Linked DNA regions of Homo sapiens: regions 1 and 3 are each linked to region 2. Evidence: chromatin loops called from intact Hi-C (ENCODE). Cell type or tissue: endothelial cell of umbilical vein. All regions are shown on one strand. Each heading gives the region's core, and the rest is flanking DNA. Links, peaks and the distances in the headings are about the cores only.

The links. Hi-C counts contacts between places; a loop is a spot of excess contacts. Peaks named below come from ENCODE experiments on the same cell type or tissue, not always from the same donor. Only the 100,000 strongest peaks of a DNase experiment are listed, where the experiment ranks them.
Region 1: a loop joins it to region 2, with 19 times the contacts of the local background. A loop is called at or near these places in 94 of 110 quality-filtered maps.
Region 3: it touches region 2 in a loop (17-fold over the local background); 81 of 110 quality-filtered maps call a loop at or near these places.

The regions. Positions count from the first base shown.
Region 1 is chr7:106,943,820-106,950,589 of GRCh38, forward strand. No RefSeq gene overlaps it. Among named protein-coding and RNA genes, the nearest start is that of PIK3CG, 82 kb to the left of the region's middle. In endothelial cell of umbilical vein, for the core only: a CTCF peak has its summit at 3,612 (motif pointing right); a DNase peak (open chromatin) is centred at 3,622; H3K27me3 peaks cover 276 bases.
Region 2 is chr7:107,146,327-107,154,414 of GRCh38, forward strand. PRKAR2B (protein kinase cAMP-dependent type II regulatory subunit beta) reads left to right here. Exons shown (of 11, transcript NM_002736.3): 6 at 1-135; 7 at 4,596-4,697; 8 at 6,851-6,925. Among named protein-coding and RNA genes, the nearest start is that of HBP1, 19 kb to the right of the region's middle. RefSeq lists an enhancer at 5,551-6,750. In endothelial cell of umbilical vein, for the core only: a CTCF peak has its summit at 4,325 (motif pointing left); a DNase peak (open chromatin) is centred at 4,275; H3K27ac peaks cover 601 bases.
Region 3 is chr7:106,789,766-106,796,535 of GRCh38, forward strand. The region is part of intron 1 of LINC02577 (long intergenic non-protein coding RNA 2577); the gene reads left to right. Among named protein-coding and RNA genes, the nearest start is that of LINC02577, 18 kb to the left of the region's middle. In endothelial cell of umbilical vein, for the core only: a CTCF peak has its summit at 3,445 (motif pointing right); no DNase peak of the experiment used is centred there.

The DNA.
Region 1 (6,770 bases), core at 1,517-6,516, 200 kb before region 2:
GTCGGTGGGGGTACCAAACTGCTAACCTGTGGAGAGTGGGATGGGAGGAGAGGTAGTTAGTCTAGAAGGAGGTTGAGAACCTTGATTTTACTGTTGTCTTTAAATTTATGTACTGTTAGAATGTTTTTATGATGAATGTATATTATTTTTATAATTTAAAAAACTCATAAAAATTAATATCTTCTTAAAAATCCTACTATGGCTCCCTGTGGCCAAAAAATAAAGCCCAATCTCCTTAGCTACCAAAGGCTGCCATGATTTGTTTCTGATCTACCCCTCCCTTGCAGCCTCATTTCCTGAATCTCAACTGCCCTGCCCTCCTTCTTTTGCTCCCCTCATCCACTTGGTGGTAATTTGCTTGTTTGCTCTCACATCCACTCCCTGCCCTTCTCCCTTTGCTCTGTACCCCAGAAACTACACTTCCCAAGCTCCCTTTCCCTCTTGCTAGCTTTGGAGTAGCGTTGGCCAGTGGGTGCCGCGGCAGGAGACTGGAAGGCAGGAGTCGGGGAAAGGCCGGAATCCTGCCCCACTGTCTGCTTCAGGTCAGCATCTTTAACGCTGACCTCCTCCCCTGGCTTGTTCCCAGTTCCCACGGAACATTCTCTTCCTTCATAGACCCCATTCCCTTAAGGAAGGTCTACTGTGATTCCCACTTCCACAAGATGGCCCCAGATCCTGGGCTGTGGTAGCACCACCTTCTTTCCCTCCAGTCCTAGAGGAAGCAGCAGCTCCCTGGTACAGCTGAACTCTGAGCTGCCTCACCGTCTCTGTTTGACTTCTTATCCCTTCCATCACTTACATACCCTATTCTCTGCGTTACATTTCCTCTTCTTGAAATACCTGAAGTGCTGTGTGTTTTCGGGCTAAACTGACAAAGATGCACCACTCCCTCTTCCCACAGTGACAAAAAACTTACACAATAAAAGCATACTTTAATACCTCGAGGCTTCTGTTCAAGTCGTTCTCTCAGCCTGGAATATTATTTTTTCCTTTGTCTTTCTGTCAAAACCTTATTTGTTTCTCTCTTCTCCAGGAATCTTTCTCTAATTCCCATACATATTCACCCCTAGTCTGCATTCCAACCACTTCTAGGGAGCAAATGGACTACCCCAATGCACTTTGTGTCAAGTGTTGAATAAAATACTCCAAGGACAAGCAACATCTTAAGCCAATCAACTAACATCCCGTTGGCCATAGGGGATATCTTTTTTTTTCTATTTTGAAAAGCTGACAATAGTCACCTTATCATAAAGCCTTCCCAGACCACCCTGTATCAAGTTTCCCTCCTTCCCCCAACTCCCACTTCACCTCTATTTCTTTCCATCCACATATCCAGCTTTCACATCAAGCATTACAGAAGACAGTAATCAAATCAACGTCCTGGGGTTTACTACAATGTAAGAGCCATATGAGCAGGAATTTGGTCTGTTTGGTTCTCTCTCCTATTCTGAGCAGCTGGAATAGTGCCTACATATTGACAGAATAAATGAATGATTGACAACACACTGTGCTTTGGGTCACGGAAGGTGGAGAGCGAGACTGAAATGGTAGGTAAAAAGATACCAGTTCCAGCCTCATCATACTTTCTCTCCTCTATCTTACAAAACTCCAACTAGCCTTTCTCAGATTCTTGGACCCACTAAGATCTTGCCCAACTTAAGCTCCTTTTCATCTTTAAAGCCCAGTTTAAATATTTCCCATTTTTTTCTTTCCCCTGTCTGTTTCCCAAATAATGTCCATCAAAATTTGTAGTCATTATTTTATTCTCTCATTAGAATATTCATTTCACTAGGTTTAGGACCAGGTATCCCTAGTACCTATACCTGACACATAATAAGTGTTTTATTTATTTATTTATTTATTTATTTATTTATTTATTTATTGAGACAGGGCCCTACTCTGTCACCCAGGCTGGAGTGCAGTGGCACAATCCAGGCTCACTGCACCCTCCATCTCCTGGGCTCAAGCAATCTTCTCACCTCAGCCTCCTGGGTGTCTGGGACTACAGGCACGCACTACCACACCTGACTAATTTTTGTATTTTTTTCTAGAGTCAGGGTTTTATCCTGTTGTCCAGGCTGATCTTGAACTCCTAAGCTCAAGTGATCCACCCACCTCAGCCTCCCAAAGTGCTGGGATTACAGACGTGAGCCATCATGCCTGGCCTACGTGCTCAAAAAAAAAAAAAAGCTTGAAAGAGTGTTGATGAATGGACCAAGGACAAATTTTGCCTCACAGTTTTGATTAAGATCTACTGGGTTGCCCACCATTTAATTTCTGGGGTCAAACCAGGAAACAACATTTTCTAGTAGAAATACTCAAAGCCTTCCACTTGGCCACAGTTGTATTAGGACTAGAAAGTTTCCCTACCTCTACCCTATTTGCACAAATGAGACCCTACTCATCAAATGCCACTGCATAGAAACAGTTCTATGCTACAGCCAGTTCTATCAATCAATGGCTGAATAGTAGAAATAATGGGGAAAGTATTCTTTGAGGATTTTTAGAAGATGCTCTTGAGCAAAATCTCTCTTTCACATGATCTGTATTTTGTGGTGATATTAAAGACCTTCAGGAATTTCAGCTAACTAGTTTCTTATTTTATTTTGGGGACTTGGCATTAGCAGCAATTCAACTCTCAGTCTTTCACAAACCTAAAGATTTAGCTCCCCGAGGGCCTATTCTCTACCATGAGGTATTAGGACAAATGAGAAAAATACTGAATTCCTTGCAGCCTTAGTCTCATATGCTGAATCTTTTTTCATTCTCATACTTATTGTGCCTTTTTAAAATAAAATTATAAGTTAAGATTCCTACCTTTACTAATTCCATCTATTACCAATATAAGCTTCCCCAGAGCTAAATGGCACCATCCTACTCTCTCCTGTTACATGGGCCATGTAACAGTACATTTGCACATACCTGGCACATATTTGATGCTTTAATGAAAGAGGTACTGTAGGGCCGGGTGCAGTGGCTCACACCTATAATCCCAGCACTTTGGGAGGCCAAGGCAGGTGGATCACCTGAGGTCAGGAGTTCTAGACCAGCCTGGCCAACCTGGTGAAACCACATCTTTACTAAGAATACAAAAATTAGCTGGGCATGGTGGCAAGGGCCTGTAATCCCAGCTACTCCAGAGGCTGACGCAGGAGAATCACTTGAACCTGGGAGGCAGAAGTCGCAGTGAGCTAAGATCATACCATTGCACTCCAGCTTCGACAACAGAGCGAGAATCCGTCTCAAAAAAAAAAAAAGAAAGATAGAAAGAAAAAAACAGAAGTACTGTGATTTACCAGTTTTTGTCTTTATGAAGAAAATTGACAAACAATGACATTTTATGATTTTGTAAATAATGCATCCTTTTCTGGGTAATTATTATTGCCAGTACATTATGAAGTCCTTTGTTTTGTTTTATTTTTTAAATGAGTTCACTTTTGCATTTAAGTGCCTCTTAATACCACTTTTTCTCTTCAATTTGGTAATGAATGGCTCCACATTCTTGCTTCAGTTCAGTGAAGGTTCTTTTTTAAAAGCAGGGCCAGCCAGTTTATAGTCATGCATGTCCTGCCTTAGTGTTGAAGTAGATGCGTTTGCAGAAACCAACCCCCAGGGGTCAGAATTAACCAACTAGAAGTGGCCTTAGGGGTTTTAGTCATTAGCTCAAGAACCCTCAGCTGTCTTTCTCTGGAGAGTATCTTCTTATCTGTTGTGAGAGAATTGAGATTTTCTCCAAAGAACTTTTTTACATCTCTTTACCTGAAGATATCAGAGTAGGTCTGGATGACAAAAAGAAAAGGCAATGTCAAAAATCATTGTGAGTAGGCTAATGAACCCTTTGTATATTGCACAAAAATGTTCCTGAATTGACAATTTAGATAACTATTTTAAGTCTTTCCTAATCCTTTAGCAAGAAATAATGTTCTTTGCTGGTTTTCCAACTTAGACCAAATAGCTTCTATTTTCACACTGATATAATTCTTCCTCCTTGTCTTGAACCCACTGTATGTATCTTTTTAGAAAAAAGTACATTATGTATATATATAAGTTATAATTCATAAAAACTTTTCAGAAAACTATTTCACAGAAGCACATTTGTATCTGACCTCAGATGTAGAGTATGGCAAAGGCAAAAACTAAGAACTAATGTTTAAAATGTTTATGGTGTTAAAATGTCAGGTTAACACTTAATTCAATACTTTTGGAGGATATTCCTATCAGAGTGGCTTCTTATGTTACAGTCAAAATTACTTTCTTGAGAGAAAACAAATATCCCAAAGTTTCTTGCAGCCCAGTTGTTTTCACTTTTGTCCTGTGGAAAGCCAAAGAAAAGCAAAGGCCACCACTCATGGGTAATGACCAAGCTTGAGCACCAGCATAAACTTAACTGTCATCAGAATTCCAGTAACACCTCCATCATCCTTGAACACAGTTATCATCTGTCCCCTTCCCTATTCTGCTCCCAAAATCCAATTTTCCTCCTTCATTCTTATTATCATCTGGATTCCTCATTTGGTGGTAACAAACTTCTTTATTATTCTCAACCTGTTCGAATAAATTCCCTGCTCTCTACTCTCCTTGCATAAGAGAGAAGCTCTGCAGTCCCTGTGACACCACTTTTCTGCAGTCCTCTGGGACTAGGGTAAGAGCTGTTCTGTATTTTCAAGCTCTGTTTGTGTGTATTGCAAGGAAGGTTGCAGAATTCTCCTGTTTCCGCTTCCAAACTATTAATACTTCCTTTAGTCGCTCATTGTCATTCTCATCTCTGACCTCACTACACATTCAACATAAACTCGGCCAATTGGGTCACTTCTTCCACCTGGAGGACTTTAAATCTCCATGCATAAGCCACCTTAGGCTCACAGTACCTTGAGTCTCATGACCACACCTTGAGTTTAATTACTCCTCAGAATTGCTCCATCTTGGAAATCTTAGACTCCAATACCACTTCTGCCTCCACCACCATATTCTATTCTTCTAGATCATCACAATACAGCCACCATTCAACCAGACTGCTACCGCCAGTTCTGAATCCCACCCAGGACTGGAGGCAGCAGTTTCCTTTACTCTTTTCCACCCTAGATTCCATGCTCACTTCAATCCCTTGTACTCTACCATCTCCAATTTCTCACTAGGTGGACTCCTTTTCTCCTCCCAGCTCTTCTCTCTCCTGTTTTCGTATTACATACTCTCCCTGAGTGACTTCATCTACTCCCACAGCTTCAGCTGCTACTAATAAGCTGATGCTTTCCAAATTTCCATCTCCAGCCAGATCTTTTTCCTAAATTCTGGAGCCACATAACTGAGTATCTATTGGACATTTCCATAAGCACTTCAAACTCAGCTTGTCAAAACTGAGTTACTCATCCCTCCCCTACAGTGGGAGTGGGAAATGTGATCCTCCTCCAATATCCTTCATCTTAGTGAATGGTGCATCATCTACCAAGTCTCAAATCTAAAAACCAAGAGTCATTCTTGACTCCTCTCTCCCTTGGCCACTTGGCCACATGCATTCTTTCTATCACCAAGTTCAGTCAGTTGTACTTATTCCTAAGTATCTGTGGAATGGACCCAACCCATATGGACTCTATTCATTTCTTCCTTGAATCTTTTATCAGGATTTTTTGTTGCAAACAAAAGAAACTAGTTCTGGAAAATTGGTTATAAGAAAAAAAATACACAAACACACACATACGTATCAGAAAGATACTGGGTAGCTCCCCGAAACTGAAGAAAAACTGACTAGACCTCTCCCTGAGCGACTTCATCCTCAGGGAGGATGGAGGAACCAATGGCTTACAGAGGTAAGAAACCTTCTAAGGTTTACCATTAGCTGATTTAGCTCCAATCATCTTATGTGCTTATGTACCTCCTAGCTAATCTCGTCTTAACCACTCACATACCACCTTGACAATCCAGTCTACACACAGTAGCCAATAAGCTTTCTTTTTTTTTTTTGGAGACTGAGTCTCGCTCTGTCCCCCAGGCTGGAGTGCAGTGGTGTGATCTCGGCTCACTGCAAGCTCCACCTCCTGGGTTCACGCCATTCTCCTGCCTCAGCCTCCCAAGTAGCTGGGACTACAGGCACCCGCCACCACACCTGGCTAATTTTTTGTATTTTTAGTGGAGACAGAGTTTCACCATGTTAGCCAGGATGGTCTCGATCTCCTGACCTCATGATCTGCCCGCCTGGGCCTCCCAAAGTGTTGGGATTACAAGCGTGAGCCACCGTGCCTAGCCAGCTTTCCTTCTAAAGTAGAAATCTAACGATGTCTCTCTCTTGCTTAAAATCCTTCAATGGCTAATCAGAGCTTTCAGAATAAAAATCTCCAGCATTCATGAGTTGGCGTCTTTCAGCCCCATCCCTAACCATTCATCTATCCTCCCTCCACCTTACACCCTATACTTGGGTCCTACTTACTACATTTAGCTCCCTGCATATGCAGAAATCCCTCTTGTTCTGGTGCCTGTATCAATAACAGCGGTCCTGGCAGAAACAGAACTCACCTAAGGTGGTTCAAATGAAGACCCTTGAATGAAAGAACCACTTTCAGAGGTGTGGGAAGAGTTAAGTGAATCAACAAAGGAAGATGGTGTGCCCATAGATTAGCAATGGTAGGAAACCATCACCATGTCAGGAATGAAGAGACAAGGGGAGGAAATAATATCAGAGCCCAGGGAGAGCTGGAGCCATGGGGAGAAAGAGGGTGTCAAGCATTTGAAAGTGTAATTGTTGGGAGATGCAGCTGCTGCCAGAGGATTAGAATGTC
Region 2 (8,088 bases), core at 1,589-6,588:
GTGAAATGTGATGGTGTTGGAAGATGTGTTGGTAACTATGATAATCGTGGGAGTTTCGGCGAACTGGCCTTAATGTACAATACACCCAGAGCAGCTACAATCACTGCTACCTCTCCTGGTGCTCTGTGGGGTTTGGTGAGTAAAATACTTATTTGACCTGAATGTTATGATTTGTAGCAATTGCTATGACGGTGTTACAAATTGCCGCATGTAGTATTTTAATTTAAAGATCATCAGTCATCAGGTAATTTATTAAGCAGCCACTGAATGCTGAACTGTAGGGCACTAAGACTTCACTAAGTCAGATCCTGATGTCATTGCCCCCACTCCTCCAGTCCAGTCAGGAGCTTGGGACCTGGTGGCCCAGGAAAGACACTCAGATTCAGAATGCTCCTGTCTTACCCACTCTTAGAAAATAACCAGCCATACAAACACAGCCTTAAGTACTTTTTCTCAGATAGCTTTCTGAGGTAAGTATTATAATCTGATAAAGTTGTGGCTCCCAGAGTGTGGTCCCCTGAACACTGGCAGCTGTATCACTTGGGAACTTTTTAGAAATGCCCATTCTGGGGCCCCACCCACTGATTCTGACCTACTGCATCAGAAATTCGGAGTTTGAGAAACCAGTATAAAAGGATGCTCTTGGTGCTATAAATTGATTGGTAACTACTCTGCATTTAAAAGCAGTTGTGTAGGGAAAAAATGCTTGGTGGCTGTGCTCATGTGCCCCACATCAGAATTACCTGGAGTATTTTTTTAAAATCCTCTTACCTAGCCACGAGGTCAGGAGATCGAGACCACGGTGAAACCCCGTCTCTACTAAAAATACAAAAAATTAGCCGGGCACGGTCGTGGGTGCCTGTAGTCCCAGCTACTCAGGAGGCTGAGGCAGGAGAATGGCATGAACCCGGGAGGCGGAGCTTGCAGTGAAGCTGAGATTGCACCACTGCACTCCAGCCTGGGCGACAGAGCGAGACTCTGTCTCAAAAAAAATCCTCTTACCTAGACCTCACCATGGGCAAATTGATCAGAATCTTCAGCACTGGGACCTGAGCATTAGTACTTTTAAATACATTTCTTAATGTGGTATTCCCGCAAGACTTAAAAGCTGGTTTAAAGATACATTCGGGCAATATTTTCACATATGATAGGATGCAAATTATTAGGCACTACTAAAGCTCCTTCTGGAGGATTGTATTTAAGGTAGTGATTCTCAAACTTTAATATGCTTACAAATCACCTGGGAATCCAGTTAAAATGCAGATTCTGATTCAGTGGTTCTGGGGTGAGGCCCGTGATTTTTGCATTTCTCATCAGCTCCCAGGAGATGGCAGTACTGCCTGATGTCAGGCCAAACCTTAAACAGCATCGATTTAGGGAAATGTTTACAGTATATGTATTTTCTTTTAAAATTGTTGAAAATAGCCCACCCACTAGTTTTGACATGCATTTATTGGGTTATTTCTCTCAAATCCTTTTGTGGAAAGAGAAGAGGTTGAAGTAAATATGAAGTCTGTTAAAAGTCTCATTTCCAAGGACTACTGTATATAGCATTGTGGAAGTCACACATTATTTAGTCACAGTTCAGCATTTGACTCTGAAGTCAATTCAGCTGATAAAAAATATCTCTTGATCAAAGAGACAAGACATTTTACATTTCTTTTAATTGGAACCAGTTATTATATACTTATTTAAAAATGTGATGAGTCACTTTTTTAAGGTTTAGAGGAAAAGCTGAATTGTCTCAGGAAAAGGAAAGAACTGTCAGTGATTTGAATACCCAAAGCCAGCAAAGAAAAAACTTCAAACCAGGACAGTCCTTCACCCACAGAAGTCTTTGTCTGCCTGTAATTAAAGTGGTGGGATAAATCTAGCATCTGCCATGACCTGTTTTATTCAGGAAGGTTTACTTTTCAAATGTAGTCATTCCAATGGGGTTGCCGTTCAGATTCAGATTGTCAGATTGTCACACAGTGAGGAAACTGCCTCCTTGCACATCTTCAGAATAAGATCAACTGTTTTATAGGTTGGCCTCTTTGAATACTGATAGTTTTTAGCCCTTGTAGAAACTTTAATGGGGTATAAAAGACCCAGAATTTCCTAGTGCACGTACTACTTAAGTTCCTAAGATAGGATTAAGCATTTTCAGAGCTTTTTAGTAGTCTATACATGTTATTAAATTTTATAAAAATGGGCAGTTTGTGATAATCCTCCTGACATATAATAGCTTTCTAAAAAAGTTAGAATAATTAACATAATTACTTAGTATTTCAAGCCTACTTTTTAAGGGTGACTTGACTAATTATAATAACTCCTTCTCAGGGAGAGTCGAGTAGAAAATAAATTTTTCTTTTAAGGTCAACAGACTGGAGGTCTGCCTTATAAATACAGGTGTGTAAAGATAAGCAAAAAAAGCCCAAGAGAAAAGTCCATTGCAGAATAGTCTCACTCTGTAAATAATATTTGGTCACTATTAGCCTTAGGGCTAACATGATCTACGTGACTATACTGATGATTTGGAAAGGTGATTTTTGAAATGGCTTCAGGATGAAAGTATTTGAAATTCTGGACTTTATATGTCACAGTGGGTGTGAAGAGGTAGGTTACTAATGGAAAATTCTTTCTGAGAGATATAACTGATTATGATTAGTTTCTAAATCATTAAGCTATTTTGAGTCTTCTCTGTTTTGCAATAACCGCTGTCCATACAATGGTGTTATACCTGATTTCCAAACCTGATTACATATCAGAATCACTTTGGGAGCATTTATGAATTATTGAGCCCTACATGCAGAGATCTTGAGTCATTAAGGTCTGGTGTCTCAGAAATCTTTTTTAATACTATAGCTTATTCTGATGCAGAGCCAGGCTTGGAAATAATTTCAATATTTGTGCTAATTATCTTGTAAAATTTTCTTTTAAAAAAAGTATTAGGAGTAAAACAAGTCCAAATTACAGCCAATACCAAATTGGGAAACAAGATGTTTAATTTCCTAGTGTCTTAGTCCTTTTGGGGTGCTATGACAGACTGTTATAGAATGGGTGGCTTAAGCAGCATACATTTATTTCTCATGGTCTGGACGCTGAGAAGTCCAAGATCAAGGCACCAGAAGATTCGGTGTCTGGTGAGGGCTTGTTTTCCTGTTTAACAGACAGCGTCTTCTACTTGTGTTCTCACATGGTGGAAGGGGCAAGGGAGCTCATTGGGATCTCTTTTATAAGGACATTAATCCCATTCATGAGGGCTCCAGCCTCATGACCTAACCATCTTCCAAAGGCTCCACCACCTAATACTATCCTGGGTGATTAGGATTTCAACAGAGGGATTTTAGAGTGATAGAAACATTCAGTTGCAGTCCATCACACCTAGAGACTTTCATCTATACTGGCATTTTTCTCCATTGCACTAGTTCATTTAAATTCAGCCTTATTATGTTGGCATAAGAAAGAATGAATAAGACCTAGTATTTGGTAGCACAATAGGGTGACCATAGTCAATAATAAAATTGTATATTTTAAAATAAATGTAATTGGATTTTTTGTAACTCAAAGGATAGATGCTTGAGGGGGCAGATACCCCATTCTCTATGATGTGCATATTTCATGTTGCATGCCTGTATCAGAACATCTCATGTACCCCATAAATATACACCTACTATGTACCCACAAAAATTAAAAATAAAAGTAAAAAAAAATTAAAATATTGGCATAGTAATTTATTAAATAATATATCCCAATTTTTACTTTATTAAAATGGTATAATTGTTTATTAATGAATGCCAATCTAACATAATTATTGAGGCTTTTATTAAAGAATTAAAATATTTTATGAGAAATTATTTAAAATAAAATTTTTAGGAAAATAATGTTTTGAGCTGTATCCTTAAAATTTTTACTAGTTCTTCAACCGAGTTCTGTATCTTTGAGGGCATGATAGTATAAACAGGAACATTTTAGACTGTGAACATGGTAAACACTGGAATTAGATCTTACTCAAAAACATAGTTGTAGTTTCTCTGTGCCTTCACATTAAATAAAAATTTTTTTTATGAGTACATATTATGTGTATATATTTACAGGGTACATAAGCTATTTCGATAACAGCATACAATATATAATGATCACATCAGGGTAAATGGAGTAGCCATCACTTTAAGCATTTATAATTTCTTTGGGCATCCCTCCACATTTTTGACAAGAAAATTTTGACATAATGTGGATATGAAAAAGAACGTAGAGTACATAACAGAGTAAAAGAACAGAGTGCTAGTATACATATTTAAAAATGCTGTGACAGCGCCTCCTTGTGGGCAGAACCCAACATATTGGTCAGATTTCTGTTATGTATAAAAAGTCAACAGATGCTTTCTTTAAAAAAAAAAAAAAAAAAAAAAAAGAAAACAGTATTTTATGTGGTTCTGTATTATATTTTGTGCTTGACGAAATAAAAATATGAAATGAGTTGCATTAAAAGTATAATGATGTTAATCTTTTATTTCAGAATCTTCAATCATTGTTTCTTGTAGGGAATAAAATAAAACTATTTGTATAGCTTTACCCCCATAAAATTTACCCTTTAACTGTTCTGCCTGTAGGACAGGGTAACCTTCAGGAGAATAATTGTGAAAAACAATGCCAAAAAGAGAAAAATGTATGAAAGCTTTATTGAGTCACTGCCATTCCTTAAATCTTTGGAGGTAAGTATATGTTTATGCTTTTATTTTATTTTGCTTTAAAAGTTTCTGTTTTGCTAGGAATATTTAGTTCTATAGAAAAATTTCTTTGAATAAAAAAAAATCTATCCATGTTTTTATTTGAAAAGATTAAATGGTAGTGCTAATTTTTATAACTCATTGTTTCTTCTGCTATCTATAATTTCATTTGTTTTGTTATTTGAAAGTAATACATTCCTACCCAGCATCTATAGCAAATTTATATGTGGTCTTTATCTGATAGCAGACTTAATATAATCACATAGATGTAGACAAGAGCCACTAGTTGTAACTTTACAGTGAGGCGTTCTCTAGATATAGAATGTCCTCTCTGGCCTCTTCCTCTCAGTCATCTTTGCTGTTTATTCCTCTTTTCTTCTCCTCTTAAAACTGGCATTCCAGGCCTCTGTCCTTGGCCTCTTCTCTTTTCAGGATACACTTATTCACTTGGTGAACATGTCGAATCCCATGGCCTTAAATACAGATGTCCCTTGACTTACTATGGGGTTACCTTACGAATAAACCCATTGTGAGTTGAAAATATCATAAATAGAAAATGTATTTAATACACCTAAACTATGGAACATTCGAGCTCAGCCTAGCCTACCTGAAACATGCTTAGGACACTCACATCAGCCTACAGCTGGGAACAGTCACCTGGCAGCACAGTGCACTGGAGAGCATGGGTTGTTCACCTCATTGTGGTGAGGCTGGCTGGGCGTTGTGGCTCTCTGCCTGGCGTTGTACTGCATATCGCTAGCCTGGGAGAAGATCGAAACTCAAAATTAGAAGTATAGTTTCTATCGCTTTCAAACAACTGTAAGGTTGAAAAATCATTAATCAAGCCACTGTAAGTCAGGGACCACCTGTACTGTCCATATATTGATGCTTCTTAAAATTGATATCACTGGGCAAGGCCCCTCCCTTGAAGGTCAGACTTACTTATCCAACTGCAAATGTAAGATTTCCTCTCAGATGTCTAATAGACATCTCAAACCTAGTATGTCCCAAATCTACTCCTTTTCTCTTTCCCCGCAGATGGCAACATATCCTTCCAGTGTCTCAGGCCAAAAACCTTCGAGTTAGCACTGACTCATATGAACCACCATCACCTCTTGCCTGGCTAATTGCAGAGTCATCTTTTAAAATCCCTGGTTGTGGCACTGCTCTATTTAAGCTCCTCCTCACATGGCCTCTAAGGCTCTGCACAGACTGTCCCATTCCCCCACCCATTTTCCCCAACCTCATTTCCTACTGCTCCACACTCATCATCTCTCTGTTGACACATCAGCTTCTTGCCACTCCTCAAACACACCTGTCCCACACCCACTTCGGGGTCTTTGTACTTGCCGTCTGTCTGGAATGTCTTCCTACACAGCTGCAGGGCTCCTTCATTTCTCAGCCCAGAGGTCTTCTCAATGAGACCAGCTCTTAGGTTTTTATCTTTGAAGGTAGAGACTTATGAGAGAGAGTAGGTTGTTGTTACCCTAAAAATTCAGCTTCATTTTCCATACTTCATCATTAAATTAAATGCTTTTCTATTTCACTGTCATATTTGAAGTATTTTGAGAGTAATTAAAGACAGGCATATATATGTACCCACAACATCTTATAAAATGGCAAGTGTCAAAACAGCAGTGCTTCTCCTTTTGAATGTCTCTGTTGGATTATCAGCTTACATCTGGTAAAAATTTTGTCCACATCACACAGTGCGTGGTAGACAGCTGATCTTTTCCAGCAGCATATTTCTTTAAATAAGAGTAGGTCAGGGATTGGAAATCTGGTGCCTTCAGAGCTAGGCAGGTAACACAGAGAAGAAAACCAAGCCAGGAAGGGACTTTGGCAGATTGGAGAACATGTATTTCATTAAAGAAACAGCTGCTATCCCACCATAGTTTTATTGTTGCCATGTGGAAATATGGGCTATGTGATGCTGATTTTTCAAGAGAAGCTGGAGATTGAATTTTTATGAAAAATTATTTTAAAATGCTGGCTGGTAATTAATACAACAAACACATATACAACCTACACACTGCTCGATTTATTTGGCCTATAGGCTACCAGTTTTTTACTCCCGAACTAGATAAGCTTACCCAGTTAATTTGTTTCTATTTAATATTGTTTTTCTTTCTTTGTAGTTTTCTGAACGCCTGAAAGTAGTAGATGTGATAGGCACCAAAGTATACAACGATGGAGAACAAATCATTGCTCAGGTATGATATTTTGAAATGTAATTCAGTTTAGGGTTATATTCCAAAAGGTTCCTGTAGTGGTAGATCTTGATAAACTTTTCATATTTCTAAAATTAGTATGCAGTGATGGGTTAAATAAATATTACTTCTACCAAATGACCTGTTAAAAATGGTTTCATTTATAGTCATTACTCTATTGAATATTTTTGTTTATGTAATTAACTCCTAATGAAGGTGTATTAAACCATCAAATGGTTTTCTGCATCATTGTAGTCATTTATAAGAGGAAAAAACAGGTGAATGTTCCATGACATTAATGAGGACCCAGAAAGTACACTGGAAAATTCTATAGAGTTTTGCATGATCAGTTCATGATGAAAATTCCTGAGGCTGCTCCTTGATAAAATTCACCAAGAAAGGAACACACTGCAACATATACTGTTTTGGCTTCCAAGACTACATGTGGGTCAACATGTTATTTAATCCCTAATACTTTTCTAAGATCCCAGCTGGAACCAATAATATTAGATACCTGGGTTGGAGTAGGGCTACCAAAAGTAGAATTTGTGAAGACTGTTGAAGTTCACAGGTAAAGCATGCAGATGATAGTACCTTGTTTCCTAGTTATATTTTTGAAGCACTAAGCAAATGATTAAAATGGATTTTTAATAGATTCTGTAATTTTTGTATCACAGCCTTATACTGTTTTGTGCTCTTTATCTGAAATGCAGTCTTTTCCTTTATATGGGAAACAAGATTCAAGGTCTTTGAGACTGAGAAAAAGAATTGTTTTAGAAGACAAATACATAAGTAAATCTTTCGATCAACACCCCTCTCCCATTGCTGAGTGTGTGTGTGTGTATGTGTGTGTTAGAGCAGTCAGGGATTGGGAAGAAATGGAGTCAAGCAAGGTTAAAGTTCTACTGTATAAACTAGTAAATAACAAAGCAAAGAGCATGTTTTAAATGATTTTTTAAGGTTTTATTTTGAAATAATTATAGATTCACAGGAAGTTGCAAAAATAGTTTTGAGAGGTCCCGTGTACTCTTCACCCAGTTTCTCCTAATGCGTTTTGCATCACTGTTAATAACAATATCAAAACTAGGAAAATGACATTGGCATAATTCACAGACCATATTCAGTTTTCACCAGTTTTACATACACTTAGAGCGTGCTTTAAAAAT
Region 3 (6,770 bases), core at 1,517-6,516, 360 kb before region 2:
AGCTACCTGGCAAGCTAAGGTTGGGGGATCACCTGAGCCCAGGGCGGGGAGGAGGAGGGGGTTGTCAAGGCTGCAGTGAGCCATGATCAAGCCACTGCACTGCAGTCTGGGCAACAGTGAGACCCCATCTCAAAAATAATAAATAAATAACTGAAAATGTTGTTAAGTATGTAGCACCTCTCTTCTTCCTGCTTTGCCATGTGACATGCCTCCTCCCACTTTGCCTTTGGCCATGAGTAAAAGCTCCCTGAGGCTTCCACAGAAGCCAAGCAGATACTGGCGTCATGCTTCCTGTACAGCCTGCAGAACTCGGAGCCAGTTAAATCGCTTTTCTTTATAAATTACCCAGTGTCGTGTATTCCCTTATAGCGAGACCTAATACAGTTTGTCTTATTGTCTTTCATTCTTTATTTGTTAATTCATTGCACACTTATTAAATGTTCATCATACACGCACTGCTGCTCCTGCAGGAGATCACTGGCCTTTATCCTATCCCTTGGCTCCATCTTTCTTCCCACCTTTCTGTGGAAACTGACAGGAGCAACTAATTCAGCCCTGAGGGTCATGAATATCCACAAAGGGAGCATTTAAGTTGATTTTACCAGGATTTTCTTCTCCCTTTCCCAGAAAATTTGAGTGGAAAATCCCTCTTGATCAAGTCAGCAAATCTCCTGCCAAACAAATTCTTCCCAGTCTTTGAAAGATCCAATCCCCCTATTCTGGTAGGTTTGGCTATTATCCAGGAAACCTAATCTCACTCCTCTAAACCAGCAACAGAAGCCAAGTCTTCCTTTCCTGCATCCTTTTCTTCCAAAGCCAACTGGAAAGAAAAAATAAACCAAAAATTCTATCTAGACCCTAAAATTCTCTATTTTCTGTTCAAAACTCCAACAATGGAGATACAATTGAAACTTCTTAACATCACAGAATTTGTTTTTAGCAGAAATCGATATAAGAGGCCAGCCTCCTCCTCCTCCTAGAGATGAGGGAGAAATAGAGACTCAGAAGGGTATGCAATGTGCCAAGAGCCGGGCAGGACAATGCACTTGTCAGGGCCTGAGTCTTAAGAAGTCAACATTTACCAAGTCCCCACAGCCTGTCTTGTCATCAGGAACTGAAGGAAGCAAATGAGAGGGGAGCCCACCAACTCTCTGTGGTCCAGGTGTAATCAGGAGGCCCCTCCCCATGTTCTCCTCCAGGACACCTTTGGCAGGAATGAAGAGGGGACTCTGTATGCTCCTGACTGGAGCCCAACCTACCAATCCCCAGCCTTCACACTCCACACCACTATCCTCCTTGAGACCACCAAGATCAACCTCAGCATGCTCCCTAACCTTGTTTATGTCAACACAAGAAGCCCAGGACTCCCAGGTCAGCCCTCAGACCCCACACGGCTCTATGAGAGCAAACAACCACCTCCTCAAACACACACACACGATCCTAATTACCCCTCCTGCACTGCATTTTGTTTTTTTTTTTTTTTTACTTAGCATTTATGATTATTTGATAATTCATAAGCTCTATTTACTTGTTTTTCCATCCTCTCCCAGAATAAAAGGTCTTTGAGAGCAGGAATTTTAGTTTGTTTTGTTCACTCTTCTATCTTCAGTGTTAGCACTTTGTAAGAGCTTAATAAACATTTGTTAAATCAATAAATCTCTAAGACCGTTTTTTGAAGTCTGAAAATGCCAGGATGAAAGGATGTCGGAGAAGTTTAAGAGAAGAGCCATCATTTGTGGCAGCCAGAACACTTGAAAAAGGGAAGGCTTGAATTCTAAAGATTTTCAGAACCGGCATGGATCAAGTGAAAGAACAATTAGCAGTGGGGTGTTCAGAGCAGACACAGGGCCAGACATAAGCAAAATAGCGTTCCTTCTGAAACAGGGAATAGAAATAACTTCACACCTACTATGTGCCAAGCACCGTGTCAACAAGCACTATTCAAGATGGAATTGTTATCCCCATATACAGATGAAGAAACTGAGGCAAAGAGGAGATAAGTAACTGCCCAAGATCCACAGTTAGTAAGGAGGAGAGCCACTTTTCAAACCTGAAGTTTACCCAGATCCAAAATCCACCTCCCTTCCTCTCACTGAGTCTGCCTGGCCCATCCATCCCAGGCATCAGGCCCCTTCCTCTGTGACCCCGACTGAATTCTTCAGTGCCTCCTTCTCCAAGTTCCAGATGACCCCGAGGATCAATTAGTTCCCATGCAGTGCTAACAAATGCCACAGGCTCAGACCCTGGGTCCTGTCTTCCTCTCTAAATCAACACTTGCAGGAAAAAAGTATGGACCCAACTAGAAAGTACTTTTAATGATTAAGTTATTAAATAAACCCCAAAAAAGTACAGTGAAAGGGATTGGTAAGGGGGATAATTAGAATATAGCCTACTGGTATATCTGGTAAAGTTTTTATGATAATAAATTAAAATATCATAAAGTTTTTATAATAAATAGGATATTGATTAGTCTTTTCTAAACCTCAGCATACTTTTTTTTTGGTTTTGAAACAGAGTCTCTGTCACCCAGGCTGGAATGTAATAGCACGATCTTGGCTCACTGCAACCTCCACCTCCTGGGCTCAAGTGATCCTCCTGCCTCAGCCTCGGCATACTTTCTAACCTTGTTTATGTCACCACAAGAAACCCAAGGCTCCTGGGTCAGCCCTTATCCCCCACACGGCTCTATAAGCAGTAAGCAACCACCTCCCCAAACACACACACGCAATCCTTATCTTCCTTCCTGCCCTTTTGTAAAACTTAGCATTTATGATCATTTGACAAATCATATACTTTATTTACTTGTTTGTCCATCCTTTCCTGGAATAAAAGGACTATTAGAGCTGGAATTTGTTTGGACAGAAAAAAAAAGTGTTTAAATAAAAGCAGAGAGAGAGAGACATGGTTTATAACAAAGTCTCATTAGGATGATGAAACACTTAAATAAATTTTTACTGGGGTCGTGATCCCTGGAAAAACTTTCAAAATAAGAACTCTGACATTCACACTGAATGACTCTTCCTTCCATCACCGAGACACTCTGATCCAGATCAGATGGCCTCACAGTTCCGGCCAACTGGGTGAATCCAGGGTTAAAAATGGCCACCTACTTTTCATGGGGCCCACTCGACAGCTCAGTTGTTTGGAGGTATAGTGCTTGCAGAACCAAGGTCACAGGTAATGAGCGGGATTATTGTTCATCATTAAGCATTAAGTGTTATCTATGAAATGATGTTGTTTAATGGTGCTATAGGCTTTTAGCAATAGAGTCATCAAGAAATATAAAATCCAGACTTTAGGTTTAGTGGGAGAAGAGGGAAAGGAAAGCTTAAAATTAGGATAGTTGTAAGAAAGATGCTTATTAAAGAAAGATGAATGGAGTTTCTCTGCTTCTAGTCCTAAAAGACACTAGTGTTACAGGTACCTGTTATTTTTCCACCTGCCCAGCAGGTGTCAGTGTAAGACAATGTTCCTAGAACTGACCAAGCTTTTTTAAAAATTGAGAGTTATCAAATTATAAAATACAGAAGATACAATAAAGATGGGTTTGCAAAAATTTTCACATGAGCCTTTAAATGAGGGAAGGAGATGACCAAAAATAAGTTTCCAGAAAGGTAAGATGATCAGAGTTGGACTGGGGGGCCTCAGAAGGCCCCATCTGGCTCTCAGATTTCTTGTCAATTCAGCGGGAATTCCTGGAGCATCTCGGGGCTGCAGGAGGACTCAGCACTGTTGGAAGAGTTCGTTGCTGGTAACTAGCACAGTAACAAATGAACACTCCCAGGGAAAATGGTAGTATTCCACCAGGCATACTCTCTTAAAAAACAGACACCGTCTCTGCTTCTCAGAGGCTTACAATAAGAACATAGAAATCCTGTAATTCATGAAAATATATTATTATAAGAACTAAAAAAGTGAATCAAGGAAAAAGAGATGGTCATCAATGGTTGCATGAATAATTTGCAGAATGCACTGAGTTAGTCAGGGTGAGCTTCCCGGAGGAGCTGGCCATTGAGCTGTGACGAAAGAGAACAGAGCCACAAATCCAGGGTTCCACCCTAGCTCCTGCCTTTCTGTTCTGCATTCAGTTTTTCTCCTCCAAATACAAATGTCCTATACACTGATGAAGGGCAAGCAATACAGAAAAAGAAAATAAACACAACTTATTTTTTTAATTCACTATATAAAGGTTCCGTGGGTATTTTAAAGGGAAAATGGTGGGGGGCGGGGGCTCTTATCTATTGCGCATGTAACAAGACATACATTATGTCATACAAGTCTAACCAAAATCCTGAGATGTAAGTAGTATTGTTCTCATTTTTGCATAAAGGATCCAAGGCTCCCAGAAGCCATAAACTTGCCCAAGATTATGATATCTAATATTTATGAGGGATTACTCCGCATACACAATAATCCTATGAAGTTACTATTATTCCCATTTATTGGATGAAGACATTAAGCCTTACAAAAAATAAGTGATTGTCTCCCCAAAGCCACAGGCCTCAGGAGCCATTAAGATGAAATTCAAACTCATGTTTAGCAAGGTGGGTTCTCTGGGAACTCAGGTTGTAGGTGTTTGCTAGGAAGTGCCCTTAGGATTAGTACCTATGGAGAGAAGGGGAGGGTGGAAGGATTGGCCAGCACTGGGCCAAAGAGCCAGGCTTTTCTACACCTGTCTCCATCAGTCACTGGATATGGGCCTCACAGGAGGGAATGGCCTTGGGGAAGGCAGCTCTCTGCAACTGAGGTGGACCTGAAGGGTTGGTACCTGACAACTGTCTGCTGACAGCACTCCCAGAGCTAGAACAAGTCCTTCCTAGGAGGGGCATCTGGCATCACCACGTTCATTATGCCATGCCTGTGTCTTACTTTGTTCCAGTTAATCATGATCTCTGCTACACCATGCTGGGAGAAGGCCAGAAGGGAGGCAGTGGTAGTCTTTGATAGAGTTGGAGGGTGGGGCAGGGCTGGGGGTTGTGGAGTGGTGAGCCCAGACCCCAGACTTCCTGGGGAAATGAATACCAGGCTCTCATCCAAAGAGACATTTCATCAAATAACATCAAGTGGAAATAAACAAAGGGGTTGAGGCTGATTGCACTGGCTCCAAGTACTGTCAGCCATTAGATGCTTGTTGTTCAGTTGATTGACAGCTTCCAGGTGGCCAAGTAAGGAAGGATGCAACAGTTGGCCCAGACCTCGTGCTGCTTAGTAACATCTGATCTCCTCCTGCTGTGTGCCGCTTTCTCACCCGGAGGCACCTGAGCTGCTCCATATGCCTGGTGTGCTAAGCGCTGGCCTTTCTGTGCTGTGCGGTCCTGCTCTAAGGTGAGGGTAGCCTTGAGAGGGCTGTTTGCCATTTGGAAATAGAGTCAGCTTGTGGCTCTCTCAAGAAGTGAGAACAGCAAAATTCAAGCCTGAGTGGTAACCAGTTTCTCATACTTCTGCTTGAATTCAGAGAGCAGCTGACTTGACAGAAGGCAAAAAGCCGGCCAGCTTAGCTCACTCAGTGACAAGTGAGCACAGAGCAAAACTAACTTTCCATGGTTCAATTCCTCTCCAGTGTCACCCTGCTTGCACATGGAAGGGAGGCCTGAGAGGCTGCAGAATGGCCCTGGAGAAGGCAAGAGACATCATCTGGTTGGCCTGGAGTGCACGTCTGTGAGAGACTTTGGGGCAGTTCTCTCTTCTCTATGCTAGAGCCATTGATGCCCTGTGCACTTCATTGCCTTTGACCATCATTCCTTGCTCCTGGAATGCCACCTCCTCTTTGCCACAGTTAATAAAACCAGCTGAAGCCTCCGTTCAAACTCTCTTCCATGAAACTCTCCATCCGCATCACCACTCCGGTCAAAAGTACTGCAGTTTTTCTTCATTTGATACCTATCACTTAGCAACAGGGGTTCCAGCATTTTAAATTGTGCGTAAGAATCTCCTGAAGTGTTTGATTAAAGGCAGATCTTATGGCTGTGGGCTCTAGCCATTCTGAGTCAGCAGGAATGGAGAGGGCTGGGAGTCTGGATTTTCATTATCAGTCTTGGCCCTCCTGGTGAACTTGGTTTGAAAAAGGATACTTAGAGAAGTACTGGCATTATGACTGTAAAACATTTCTTCTCTCCAAAAGAAGGGATGATACACTTGCTGTAGAGTCTGTTTCCTCCTCTGAAGTGCATGCAATAGTGTTACAGGACCCCAACACTTACCCAAAGGTAGCCTTTGGGAAGGGGGTTTCCACACTATAGTCCCTTCTGCGGTGAACAGAAAGATGTTACAGGACTCCAACACCTACTGGGGGTTTCCTCACTATAGTCCCTTCTGTGGTCACCAAAAAGATGTTACAGGAAAGGCATCCCCATCCAGACCCCAAGTGAGGGTTCTTGGATCTCAGGCAAGAAAGAATTCAGGATGAGCTTGTAGAGTAAAGTGAAAGCAAGTATATTAAGAAAGTAGAGAAGCCAGGAATGGTGGCTCACGTCTGTAATCCCAGCACCTTGGGAGGCTGAGGCGGGCAGATCACAAGGTCAGGAGACTGAGACCATCTTGGCTAACACAGTGAAACCCCATCTCTGCTAAAAATACAAAAAATTAGCCGGGTGTGGTGGCATGTGCCTGTAGTTCCAGCTACTCCAGAGGCTGAGGCAGGAGAATCACTTGAACCCAGGAGGCAGAGGTTGCAGTGAGCCGAGATTGTGCCACTGCACTCCAGCCTGGGCAACAGAGCAAGACTTTGTCTCAAAAAAAAAGAAAGTAAAGAAATAAAAGAATGGCTACTC